Regions from separate parts of the Mus musculus genome. Here region 1 is linked to region 2. Evidence: chromatin contacts called from ENCODE POLR2A ChIA-PET data. All regions are on one chromosome and are shown on one strand. The core of a region is the stretch at or near the end of the contact, and the rest is flanking DNA. Distances in the headings are between cores, read along the strand shown. Region 1 holds the start of Zzz3 (zinc finger, ZZ domain containing 3). Region 2 holds the start of Usp33 (ubiquitin specific peptidase 33).

Region 1 (6,912 bases), core at 1,516-4,015, 50 kb before region 2:
GAGTCATGTACAATTACTTTTTACTGCACCCTGTCTAGTAAAGAGAGAAATGGTGACTGCCGGCTGCCTCTCAAGTCTAGAGGACTAGAGGAACTAAGTTCCAGCGCAGCATGAGCTACATTGCCTGGCTTTTTGAATTTTTAAATAGAATTCTACCACTGCTATGTTTTTTCAGAGGAGTAATGACAAAAATGACACTTAGTGCTCCTAATGTAAGCAGATGTTTGTATTAACTACTGGTGTCTATCGTTCTAGTGATTGGATTAAACTACTACTCTGAGGGGCTAGAAGAGACACCTCAGCAGCTAAGAGCACTTGCTGCTGATCCTCTGGTTCCAAGCACCCACATAGCAGCGCACAACCACCGCCTGTAACTCCAGGGACTGTTGACAATCCTTTTCTGACCCTCAAGGCCTCCTTGACCACAACACTAGGGCACATACACATAAAATAAGCATCTTTTTAAAACTCAGGGTCAAAATTTTAAAAGAACTAACATCCATAGGCATGTTTTTGGTTTAGAATGCATAATTGGTACTTACATAAGCATTAAAAATTATAAAGCTGATGTTTCCTTAAATCTTTGTTTTAAAAGAACTTTCTGTGTGCAAAGCTACCAGCACCCTAGAACATTTCCACTGCAAAAACAAACAAAAGCTCTATTATTGGAGCTATTAGATACTTTCACCAAGTTATCTACACTTGAGTCCTGACAACAGATCTAACACTATATAATTTTATCTAGTGGATAATTTGCTGCTTGTAAATGCTATGAAAGTTTATTACCAAATCAGCCCTCCAACTTAGCCCTGACAACTTAGGACAAAGCACGGACCACAAAATGATCAGGTTCAGGGTAGAAAACTGAGAAGTTTGTAAAACAGAATAAAGAGCATTTTACTCTCCCTTTCTGTAGGTAGTAAGTACACTTTTGTAGTTTCAAAGAGACAGACAGTGGTTAAGAGTGCTTGCTGCTCTGTCTTGCGGTCCAAAGTTCAGACCCCTTACTCTGAACAGTTTAGAAAGTCCTGTAATACTGATCCTGGGGATCAGACACCCTCTTCTGGCTTCCAGAGAGCTGAGCACATACAATATCCAAGATACACAGGCACATAATAAGTAAATGATAAAAAATTTAAAATGGTATGTGCTGGCTGTGATAACAAATGCCATGAATCCGGGCCCACCTAGTCAGTTTTAGAGTATCCGGGGATACAGATAGTATGCCTGTCTCAGAGCGAGGGGTGGGGCGGACAGGATAACTATGAATGAATTATCTATCTAGTTTCCCGATTGTGTAGCTTCCATACTTTTGAATACAAAGAAATGAAAACAAATATGGTAAACTGACTTGTGAGTGGCTGTTCTAAGTAGAAAAAAGTGATTGACTCATGAAGACACTTATGACCGACCTCAAATTTAAGAAGTAGCGGGATTTTTCGTTAAAACAAACCCACTACTATTTTCTGCAAAACAAAACCGGCACCCCAGAATACCAAAAATGGTAGCCCCAATCCCTACCGACGTGAGTTTATCAGCATGTACAGAACAAGGATTGTATTCTGACCTCGGGTACTGTCAGGGGTGAGGGGGCCTCCCAAACACTGCCAAAAGTTACTGTCAGCAGCCAGGGTGACGAGGAGAACTTCCCAATAGACAAGTGGGTGGCTAAATGACGCCCGGACACGAGAGATGCTATGCGTTCTGTTGGGAGACTGGGGGAAGATTCTGCAGCCACAGGCGACAGGAAAGTGGAGCTGTCTGCAGAGAGGGTAACTGGGCAGAGGGGGCGGCGGCGGGCGGGGCGGGCTGGCAGCGGCCTCCGGGCCGGCGAGCGAGCGCCGGGCAGCGGCCGGCGGGGAGGTCTCCGCAGGTGGCGGGCGCCCGGGGGCGGGAGGAGCGCGGCGCGCGACAGCCGCTCTGCACCGCCGCAGGCGACGGCGAGGCGCGCGCACGAAGGCTCCCGGCGCCCGGGCGCGCGCCCCGGCCCCTCCCCGACAACTTGCCTGCAGGAAAAGAGTTACTGGTCCCAGGGCCCCGAGAACCCGGGGCTCCGCCATCCAGCGCAACCGCTCTGCCAACCAGGTCCCGCGAGAGTCCGGAGATCTCGCGATACCGACCCGCTGGCATCTCGCGGGCGGGCGTGCGCTGGAGCCAACATGGCGGCGTGGGGGAAGCTAATCACTACTTCGGGACTTTGAACGTGTGGTTCGTCCTCGCACTGGGAGGCCGCGGGCAAACGGGAGGAGAGGCAAGCCTTCCCCGCCCTGGATTCCTCCTCTGAGTCGTCTGAGGGGAGAAGGAAAGGCGGGACGCCAAACTCAGCCCTCTGCCGCCCTCCGGACGCCACGGAGGACCGCGCTAGCCCTCAGCCGGCCTGGCCTCCGGTCACGTGGCCGTCACGTGAGCCCCGCGCGCGCGCCCGGCGCCTCCGCAGGCCTCCCCGCCCCCTCAGCCGCGAACGCGCGCGCCCGGCCCACGTGGGGGCGCCGCCGCCGCCGCCGCCTCGGCCACCCCCTCCCGGCGCTCGCTCGCTCTGAAGGGCTCCGGCCCCGCGCGCGCCTTTCCCTCCGCGCTCCGCTCCCGCCCCTGCGCCGGCCCCGCCACGCGCCCCGGGGATCCCGCTTACCTCTCGCGTGGGGCGGGCCGCTCCGGGAGGCGCCGCCCGCGTGGCCGCCGTCGGCCGCCGCACTGGCTCCAGCGCCCTCCGCCGCAGGAAGCGCCACAGCGGCGCCGCGGCGCTTCCAGGTGGGTCCCCGCCTCCCGCTCCTCCACTTCCCGCAGCAGCGGCGGCTCCTTCCGGTCCCCTCCTTCCTCGGCTCTGAGACGCTGGGAGCCGGGCGCTCGGCGCGCCACCTACTGGTGGCCGCGGCCGCTGCAGCGATCCCGACCCGGCCGGCCGGCGGGCGGGAGGATTCACCGGCCCAGCCCGCTGCGTGCTGTGATCCGCTCTACCTTCCCGGAGAGGCTCCCCGCCCGCGTCCCGACCTTGCCTGGCCCCGCGGCGCTTTCCGCACGACGCCCCGGACTGCCGCGCCAGCCGCCGCCCGCTCAGTACGCAGGCGCCCACCTCTCCAGCCTTTGCTCACCTCCCTCCCTAGGGCAGGACTCTTCCCCAGCTCCACCGCGACTCGTCGGCAGTCCCACCAGAGTACACCTTCTCCACCGCTTTTATTTTCCGTACCTTTAAACAGCACTACCCGCCAAGAATGAAGTCTCTTTAAAGGCAGGGCGTCTTTTCTCTTAGCTTTTGCCCACAGTTGTGTCCAGCACCAAGTATGGCTCAACCCATAGTGAAAACTGGTTATTTATGTAGCTCAGCGTGTGCTTACCGGAACTACGTGAAGCTCTGAGTTCAATCCATAACACCGCCCTTTCAAATATACAGTATTAGCAGTGCAGCAAAGTAATGCCCGCCTTCAGTTACAGGGATAAGTATTTCCTCTGGGTTGATAGCACCATAGGCCACCACTTCTGAGCTGTGGGGACGCTCATGCAACCCTTTGGCTATTAGATTGTGTTCCAAAAAATACCAAGTCCACTGGTAGAATCCATTAACTGGGGCTCTTCGCAACTGTGCAGTATGGCTTCAGTGCCTTTCTTTGTTTTCCTTAGCTGGAGCAGTTTTGTTTTTCCAAGGAAGTGGGTAAGTGTGGTTTCTTTTCAATTGCTCGTAAGTTATTAGATCATAGAAGTGGACTTGTATTTGGTTGTCTCCAATTCAACTCAGAGTAATATCTGCTCCAAAATAAAGAATACCAATTATAGTTATACTGACTATCACACCTGCCATCTTGTGTCTTAGAGACACTGCTCTCCATTGCCTTAATTTTCCTAGTAGTGGGGTCTATAAGGCCTCACCACAGCACACCCTCCCATGGTTTTTATTGAACTGTGTTGGACTTGCAATAGGCAGAGATATAAAAATAACACGATTTCCCAGCCAGGCAATATGCTACCTGCATAGGCTAGCTACTATTGGGATGGTCAGAATTTATCTGCTGCTGGGAGCATTGTCTAGCCACACACACACACACACACACACACACACACGCACGCACGCACGCACGCACGCACGCACGCGCGCGCCATTATTGGACTGTCATCCGTTTCCAAGAGAACGATGGTTGTAACGATAAAGGTCCCCACAGGTTTACTTTCCCTTTCTCTTCCGTGGGAATGGTACCACCGCACTAATACGCAAACGTTTTGTTTTGTTGGTTTTTCGAGAGAGGGTTTCTCTGTGTAGCCCATGCTGGCCTGGAACTCACTTTGTAGACCAGGCTGGCCTCAAAATCAAAAATCTGCCTGCCTCTGCCTCCCGAGTGCTGGGAGTAAAGGCGTGCACCACCACCACCCGGCACTAATATGTAAACATAAGAGAGAAACCCAACCCATGGCCTTGCTAACATTTGTTGGCAAAACAGGCATTGCGATTTGAAGCTTGTTTTCGCTGAGGCAAGCTTCTATAGTCAAGGCTGATCTACAATACTCTCCCTGCCCTTCCCTCCATCCGTGTGTGTGTGTGTGTGTGTGTGTGTGTGTGTGTATACATCCTAGAACTCTTCATTTCCTGCCTCTGCCTCACAGTACTGGAATTATAGGCTACGAAGCAAGTTTGAGGCCAGCCTGAGTCACATGAAGTTTTGAAGAGAAAGAGTTAAGAGAGAACACTCCACTGAGCTATAAGCACTCCTACTCACAGGTTGAAAAACACTTGAATAAGTCTCTTAGAAGGAATGTTAGCGTTGAAGTATATATATCTCAGTGATAAAAAGCATTGTGGTTGTTAGCTTTGATCCTTATAACAAAATAAGAAAAGCAAGGGACAGATTTATTTTGCTCAAGTTTTAGCCCATGGTCAACTGACTCCATTGCTTTTAGACCTGTAACAAGGCAGAACATGATGGCAGAAAAAAGCTGTTCAGCCTCAGGGAGCAACTAGGAGGCACAAAGATACGCAGGTCAGGGACAAGATGCAGCCTGTGGATGAGGCTGACATCCTCAGGTGCAGCCACCTCACAACACCCCCAGGTGGTGGTGTTTCGACACAGGATATATTTCATATCCAAACTAAAGTAAGATAGTGTTCAGCATGTGTAACATCCGACATCAGGATGAGTGAGGGTGCTAGAGTTAGAAAATCACCATTTTTAAATGCACAGTTGATAAGTTTTATTTATAGTTAGCTGTTGTTTTGGGACGGTCTTGTTCTACAGCCCACAAACTTAGGTTCCTCCAGCCAAGCCTACCAGGTACTGGGAGACAGATGCCAACCACCATGCTGCCATTCTGAAACAGTTTAATAAACGTTATTATAGCAAATAACTTCCTAGCTTATGCTTTCAAATAAGATATAATGAAAGGCATTAATACTAACAGACTTTACACCTTTTTTAAAAAGTCTATCAAATAAATTCAACATTCAGTTTATACATTTTAGAATTATTTTTATTGAATGAGTTTTAACAACATTGCAAAGTCACCATGAATGCTGTCCCTCAGTCACCTGCATGTTTGTAGTTGCATATAGTTGAGCTTTTGACATCACATGATCAAGCAAACAGCAGTGAATACTCTATTATTCAAAAAGACTTTATGCATTTCATTAAAAAATCATTTTGCAAGTGGTTTCAGCTTTATCAACAATCTCATTTGACACATTCCATACTTCATGCTCTCAAAATAGAAGTGGCCTAAAACTAAGGGGTATTTTCTTGTTACTAACATTAATGAATACCATTCAGGTCTACAGAACTAAAGTTTAACATTTTACATTATAAGCAGCAATAATTTACTGATATCTGGTAACAAATTCCACTAAAAATGAATACATCCCGTTACATTCAAAAAAGACATTTTGTAAATTGTAATATGCAGTTTTATATGCTGCAGTGCAAAAGCAGTAACACCCACCCACCTGATGTTTCCTGAGCGTTAGGAAATTAACAATGTGCTGACCACCACTCTCGGATTTAACATAGGTTCATTACTATGCAAATTCATGTCAAAATATACAATTAAATTAGCTTTTTGGAGAAATGAAAAAGCTTAGCCAGTTATGATTGGTTAGAGTAATAAGAACATTATCGAAGCCAAAGTATTTACAGTGCTACAAAGGGTTTGCTGGATCTGCCTGTAGAACAAAGGTCAGAGAACCTAGTTACCAACTGTCCCTTTTCTTTCAAAACAGTACACTGAAAGATATTCTGGTAAGCTACTTAGCATTAAATATACCAACTTATATAACATTTTAATATACCCTTCCATAATGCCCAGTACAAAGGAATAAATGAGAAAAAAGGATGAAAATCAAGAGAATCAACATGCTTTGCGGAATGTTTTGAATGTGTGTGCATCAAGTGAGAATAACTTCTCATTAGAGCTCTGTGTCCTCAGAACTACAAAGAGCGAGTTTCTACTTCAATCTTTTCCTCTGCTTGGAGTACATCAGGGTCAACATGAACAACTGGAGGTCGGAGGATAACTTCAGGCCCCCCACCATATATAGACTGCAGGAAATTCCATGTTTCTTCTGAAATTTGACCAGAGTCTGCTCCTAAAATTGTATGTATGCAAAAAGAATGATATTTACAAACATGAATCTTAATATAGCTTTTACAGTATATCCAACAGAGAAATCCTCTATGGAGGACTGAGAATTCTGAAACCTTCAGATTATCAGCTTGTATGCTATAAAAAACAATATGGAGACGGTTTCCAAATGTCTAGAGATCCATTTTCCAAGCTCCAACAACCCTAAAACCTTCCTAAAAATAAGAAATTTTTACCCTTTCTGTTACTGTAAGCCTGACCATTTCTGAACTAGGTAAATAAATTACATAATAGCTGGTTATTTTTTTTTTAATCAATAAGAACTCATTAACAAAAGTTTCAATATTAAAGCATGAT
Region 2 (7,169 bases), core at 860-3,359:
AGGCCAGCATGTCTCAAAAAAAGAAAAAGAAAAAAAAAAAAAAAAAAAAAACTCAAGCTTTTAAAACGCTGCATTTAAGTCTCTCATAATTTTATAATCTTTATTCCACTTGGTTGCTTGATTGACTGATTGAGACAGGGTTTGTGTGTGTAGCCATGGCTGTCAACTCTCGCTGTAGACCAGGCTGGCCTGGAATGTACAGAGGTTAAGACCGCCTCTGCCTCCCAAGTGCTAGGATTAAAGGGGTGCATATCACCACGACCTGGCTCAGCCTTAATCCACCTGAATTCTAATTTCTAGTACAGGCTGGTTTGGCAATATTGTTTCAGAAGGAAAGGCTGATCCTTACACAAGCTTGAAACTCTGACTTGGGAAAAGGCTATTTGGCATTCGTCAGAGGACAGGAACAGAATCAAGTAAGATTTTGTAAGTGAAAGGATCCTGAAAACAGCAAATCACCTACTTGCTGCAACTATGTGGAGAGATTTGCTTATTCATATACTACATGAACTAAAAAGGAAAGTAACTGAAAACTGGCAATGCAGATCAAAAAATAGCATGCAAGCCGGGCGTGGTGGCACACGCCTTTAATCCCAGCACTCGGGAGGCAGAGGCAGGCGGATTTCTGGGTTCAAGGCCAGCCTGGTCTACAAAGTGAGTGCCAGGACAGCCAGGGCTACACAGAGAAACCCTGTCTCGAAAAACCAAAAAAAAAAAAAAAAAATAGCATGCAATCATAAATATAGCCCCCATGTATATTTGTGTAGTTTTTCTCATCTTGCCAAAGTAAATGAAATAACAAAACTATCGGCATAGTATAAGTTACTGAAACAAGTTATAAAATTTTCATTCTTCCATACTTATATTAACAGTACAAACTCACTGCCAGCATTCATAAGATCAAATAGCCTGCTGCAATCATCGGATTTGCTCTGACCTTTCCATAAGATACAACTGCACCCTCAACCACAGAAGACACTCGGAGAAATGGTCTCATTCTCTCCCTCTCCCTCCCCTCCCCTGCCTCTTTGGTTTGCTTGCTTGCTTGCTTGCTTGCTTTGAAATGGGGGCTCCTGTAGCCTAGGCTAGCCTGGAAGTCCTTCTCTACCTTCCTCCACCTTCCAAATGTTATCTTCTGCCAAAGGCATCTCTAGGCTTGAGCAGTCTACCCTGACTCTCATTATCTTTGGTAACAGGTTTTTCGTAAAGAAAAAAATTGTCAGATCAAACAAAAAAATATCTGGCATGACATGGTGGCAATACATTTGGAATCCCAGCAACTTGGGAGATGGAGGCAGGAGGATCAGGACTTGGGAGGCCAGACATTGGACTGTCTCGAAAAAATTTAAAGAAGAAAAAAGAGAGAGAGAGAGAGAGAGAACATTCTAGAATTCTACATTAAGCACTAAGTCTCGAGACCTTTGGTAAAACGCGTCTTCAGTTTAGTTAGACTCTGCTCCAGCCAGGATGTCAGCCCCTGGCTCCATTTCGCAGGCCTAATACTGATTCCGACAGAATGTAAACCCTAATCTTCAGTTGTGTGCAAAGCCCCTAAGGCAATCAAATCAATCACATTGCCTAACAGGTCAACATGACGAATTTTCCGACGAGGAGCATTTTGTATTTGAAAAATGCTTGAGCGCTTGGGAAAGCACTCACACCGTGGAAATGTGACCCGAACAAAAGCTGCGACCGACAGACGCTACGACTGGACTCGACCCAAACGCTGCGTCGGCCGAAGACACGCCACTGGGACGGTGACACCTCGGTTTTCCCGTTCGTAGCAATGAATAACGGGGCGGCGCGCACAGGTCGCGCCCCCCGACCCGGATCCCTGACCACCGAGCCGCCCGGGCCGCGCGCCGGGGCGAGCCTCAGCCCGGCCGCGCCCGCCCTCCCTCCGGCCCGCCGCCGCCGCACGCCCGCCCGCCCGTCCGCCGCGCTCACCTCAGCCCGCCGCCCAGCGCACTCCTCCTCGGAGCCTGAGCGCTCGGATCCGCAGGGCCGCAAAACGGTTCCGCAGCGCGGCCCGCAGAACCCGACCGCTGCCCGACGCTTCCCTCGGCAGCCGCCGCTCCTTCCGGTGTCTCCGCGGCCGCTGCGGGCGTCTGGGGGCGGGACCTTGGGGAGACACGCCCCGGGGCGGGGCCTCGGGCCTGGCCTCGGTTCTCCGCTAGGCCTGTGCTAGACAGGCAACCTGAGCTGACGTGTACACCACTTCGGCCGCATTTCTGCTTTTATTCCTATTCTCCCACCCTCTGCAGTCACAAGACAGCTTCCCAAGGTCTCGTCGCGGTGCATTATAAACTCCGCAGTACGGAAAGCCTCAGAAAGGTCTGAAGTTTGCAATATGAAGTGGCTAGCTCAAGGCTGGGGCAGGAGGATTGCGGTAACTTCGAAGCCAGTCTGGGCTGCAGTGTGAGGCTAGTCCTAAACCTTGCTTTTCTAATAACTCCTTTAAGACCTACATTTTCTGGAAGCAAATGCATTTCTCTTTGCCATATATACAAAGAAGAAATTAATCTCTACCATTTTCCACTAGGTTAAATCAAGATCAAATGAAATAGTTACTGAAACCTTGAGATCTTCTTGGTACTTAGAGCAATAGGAAAAAAAAAAAAAACCTTCCACTTATGTGACTGTTACATTCACTTTTTAATATTTTTCCAATTATTTCTATTATATGCATTGGTGTTTTGCCTGCATGCATATCTCAGTGAAGATGTCGGATCCATTGTATCTGGAGTTACAAACAACTGTGAACTAAACTGCCTTCTGGGTGCTGGGGATTGAACCAGTGTCCTCTGGAAGAGCAGCCAGTGGTCCTAACCAGGAGTCATCTTTTTAGCCCCTCACTGTTTGATTTTATAATATGTGAATTCAAACTGCAAAGCTGAAAAAGTTTGTCAGCTGGGCATGGTGGTGTACCCCGGTAAAGCCAGCACTTGGGAGGCTGTGGCAGGATTGTGAGTTTGAGGCTAGCCTGGATTACAGAGTAAGACATGTCTATATGATTAACCCCAAAGTTGGTTGGGAGCATGTATCTAAATATTGTGCAAAATGCCAGTCTCCATCAGAAGCAGGCGACTAATCTGAGGGCTTCTAATTATTCTGCTAGTGGAATCAGAGGATGTTAACCATGATACTCCTTGCTGTCTGGGGCTTGGCGCAAGGGAATGAAGCTGTGTGGGAGGCCCCATGGTTACCACCACTCTACCCTCGGCCTACTCCAGATATTGCTCGTTTGCTTTCACTGATATCCAAATCAGTAATATTGTCATTTTTTTTTTTCGAGACAGGGTTTCACTGTATAGCCCTGGTTGATCTGGAACTCACTTTGTAGACCAGGCTGCCCTCGAACTTAGAAATCCACCTGCCTCTGCCTCCCGAGTGCTGGGATTAAAGGCGTGTGCCACCACACCCGGCTTTCAATTTTTATTGAATGGTTTTCCCCAGGAAATTCATTTTTATTTACCCAGATATAACAACATCAGGCCAAATAAGTGTTTTAATTGGGGGTCATTCAAGCATAGACCACTTAAGGGTAGCTATACCAACAATGAGTCTCTCCCATGCCTCCAGCATTGTTAACTACATTTATACCCTCAGAGATAGGAGGTGCTGCATAAGCCTGGGTGCCCGCCATTGTGTCCATGGGGAAATGCTAACGGGCACAGGATGTGAGGGTTCATGCTGCTAACTACTGCTTTCTGATTTCAAGATGGCAGCCGCCACGAGCTGCCCAGAAGACAGAGGTCCTCAGTGTGCACTTTTACTGTAAAGGTGGGGTTTATTTTTGGAGGATTGATTGATTGACTGATTGATTGATTTGTATGGGTGCTTTGTCTACATATATGTCTGTGTATAATCTTAATAACCGGTGCCCTAGGAAGCCAGAAGAAGGTCTTGGGTCCCAAGACTAGAGTTATTGATGGTTGTGAGTCACCTATGGGGTCAAAGAATCGAACACAATTCCTTTAGAAGAGCAGCCAGTGCTTTGTAACTACTGTGTTTTGTTTTTAAGTCAGGGTCTTGTTATGTAGCCCAGGCTAGCCTTGAGCTCTCCCTCCTGACTTGTGAGATTAAAGGCATGAATCACCAGGAGCAATTTAAGAGAAATTTTTTTTCCATTTTATTTTTGGCCCATGAAATAAGAGGGCATAATCTATCACGCAAGAAAGCTAAGGTGGCCGGGCAGTGGTGGCGCACACCTTTAATCCCAGCACTTGGGAGGCAGAGGCGGGTAGATTTCTGAGTTCAAGGCCAGCCTGGTCTACAGAGTGAGTTCCAGGACAGCCAGGGCTACACAGAGAAACCCTGTCTTAAAAAACCAAAAAAAAAAAAAAAAAGTTTCTGAGGCAGGGGGATGACTGTGAGGGAGTTTCTGAGGCAGGGGAATGACTGTGATTGAGTTTCAGAGGCAGGGGGATGACCACGAATGAATGTGTAAGGCAGGGGGATGACGCTAAGTGACTGTGTGAGGCAGCATGATGACGCTGAGTGAGTGTGTGAGGCAGGGGGTTGACTGTGAGTAAGTTTCTGAGGCAGGGCCGGGCAGTGGTGGCGCACACCTTTAATCCCAGCACTTGAGAGGCAGAGGCGGGTAGATTTCTGAGTTCAAGGCCAGCCTGGTCTACAGAGTGAGTTCCAGGACAGCCAGGGCTACACAGAGAAACCCTGTCTTGAAAAAAAAGAAAGAAAGAAAGAAAGAAAGAAAGAGAGAGAGAGAGAGAGAGAGAGAGAGAAAGAAAGAAAGAAAGAAAGAAAGAAAGAAAGAAAGAAAGAAAGAAAGAAAGAGAGAGAAAGGTAAGGTGGTCGGATTGTGGTAAGGCTGATTACACAATAGTGACAGGAAACAAGAAAAAGTACTAACTCTATTTATTAATATTGCATATGTACACAGTGTGTGTGTGTGTGTGTGTGTGTGTGTGTGTGTGTGTGTGTAAGCACATTACTCTTGTAGAAAGTTCAAGTTTAATTCCCACGTTGAGCAGCCTATAAACCCCTTTATCACTAGACTAGGCGAGCTGACCACCTTTGATACCCAGACCTCCAAAGATACTATCACTTACATGCACGCACACACACACGTGTATACACGCACACACAATTTTAATAATAATAATAATAATAATTTTAAAATAAGCTAGGAAGGGCCAGAGAAATGCCTCAACCATTAAGAGCACTTGATGCTCTTGAAGAGCAGCTGAGAGTGTTTCCCAGAATCCGTAGAGGACCTGAGTTAGTTTCCCAGCAGCCACTTGGCGGCTCACAAACACTTGTAATTCCAAGTCTAAGAGATTTGATGCCCTTTTCTGGCCTCCTTAGGTTCCTGCACGCATGCGGTACACAGAAATTCAAGCAGGCACACACGCATGCACATGCACACACACACACGTGTACACACACACACACACATTGTGGCCGTTTGAGTAAGATATATCCCATAAGCCTTTGGCATTTGAATACTCGATGCCGTGGGTGGCTGTCTGCGGAGACTGAGAAGGTGTGAGCTTCCTGGAATAGGTTTAGAGGTTCCAAAAGCCACAAGCCCTTAGCACTGCACCACTTGCTGCTTGCTCTTCAGCATGTGAGCTTGAGCTACCGTTCCAGTCGCCTCCACCTGTGCTCTGCCATCTTTGAACATCTGCAACCATAACACCCAAGTAAAGTCTTTCTTTTATAAGTCCTTGATTACAGTCTTTCATCATGACAATAGAAAAAAATAACCAATACACACAAAAGCTTAAAAAATGAAATAAACACTTACAATTGAGCAAGGGATGTAACCCAGTTGCAGAGAACTTGCCTGGCGTGAAGTCCTAGAGTCTACCCCTAACACTAGGGGCAGGGTGGGACAGGAATCATGATTTCTTTTCTGGGCACTGTAGGCTGTAATTTAAGAATGATGCCTTATCTGTCTCCGTTCTCACTCCCAAATAATCAACACAATGACCTATTTATTACGTATATTAGCAAGCTGTAAGCCCAGGCAGGGGAGGTTCTGAGCTATTCTGCCCAAGGGATCGTCTTCCCAGCCACAGGCCCTTGACCTTCAGTTTGAGGTCCCCGCCCCCTTATCTGCTCCGTATGTGTCCTCACGGCTGCTCTCTCACTGGGACCCTTGGGCTGGGATTGAATGTCCACCCTTCCTATCTCCTCTGCCCAGCCAGATGCTGGCCAGCTCTTTAGTAACCGGTCAGAGATAATTGGAGAGCATCTTTCTACACAGCACCGATGCAGGAGGTGGTTGAGTAATGATAATGCCAGCATCCGGACTGTAACCAGATCTCTGGGCACAGAAATCAGCATCTGAATGCACAGTGCACAAGACCAAACCCCAACAGGGCATGGTATCAACCCCCAGTAATCCCAGCACGCTAGAGTTGGAGACAGGAGGATCAGAAGTTCAAAGTCACCCATGGCTAAGTAGAGAGTTCAAGAACTGTGTGGTATACATAAGACCTTGGCTCAGAATAAGCAGAAGTCACGCTCACAAAGAGAGAATGTGTGAAAGCACGGCGTGGTGGCACACGCTCTTAGACCCCGAACTCAGAAGGCAGAGGCAGGTGGATCTCTGTGAGTTGAAGGCCAGCCTGATCTACAAAGAGAGTTCCAGAACAGCCAGAGCTATGCAGAGAGATGCTGTCTCAAAAAAAAAAAAAAGAAGAAGGAGAAGAAGAAGAAAATATTTGAAATATATATAAGTATATAGAAATATGTAAAGCTTATAAGAGGCATGCATACAAGTATTTATATAATATATATATATACATATATATATATGTACATATACATATATTTCTAGAAAACAGTAACAAAACACACACATACACACAACACCAGAGCAAAATCTCCTTTTCAGAAATTCTTGAGATTGTGTCAGAACTCTAAGCATATCCCACCGAGTCCTAAGTCACCTCCCCACCTCATTCAGGAACCAAGGTCCTCTTTGGTTGGCCTTTGCTGGGGAGGCGACTCCAGGACACTGTCAGCTGGGGCCAGCAACTGATGCAGGTGTTTAAACAGGCGTGATGGCTGCTTTGATGAGAGACGATGTATTTTACATGTTTGTAAGTGTGCAGGTAGCCTTCAAAGCCATCAGAGAACATTCCATCCTCATGGAACCAGAGTTCTGGACTGTTGTGAGCTGCCTGCTGTGGATAGTG

Evidence for each region. ChIA-PET counts read pairs that join two places held with the same protein, here RNA polymerase II (POLR2A).
Region 1: POLR2A ChIA-PET joins it to region 2 with 22 read pairs in Patski. The contact joins the promoter of Zzz3 here to the promoter of Usp33 in region 2. POLR2A ChIA-PET finds 5 or more read pairs at or near these places in 4 of 5 experiments (Patski and embryonic stem cell).

What each region holds. Positions count from the first base shown.
Region 1 is chr3:152,391,856-152,398,767 of GRCm38, reverse strand. Zzz3 (zinc finger, ZZ domain containing 3) reads right to left here and starts at 2,765. Exons shown (of 14, transcript NM_001080755.2): 1 at 2,630-2,765. Usp33 (ubiquitin specific peptidase 33) reads right to left here. Exons shown (of 24, transcript NM_133247.3): 24 at 5,151-6,559. The coding sequence ends at 6,402.
Region 2 is chr3:152,341,418-152,348,586 of GRCm38, reverse strand. Usp33 (ubiquitin specific peptidase 33) reads right to left here and starts at 2,109. Exons shown (of 24, transcript NM_133247.3): 1 at 1,948-2,109.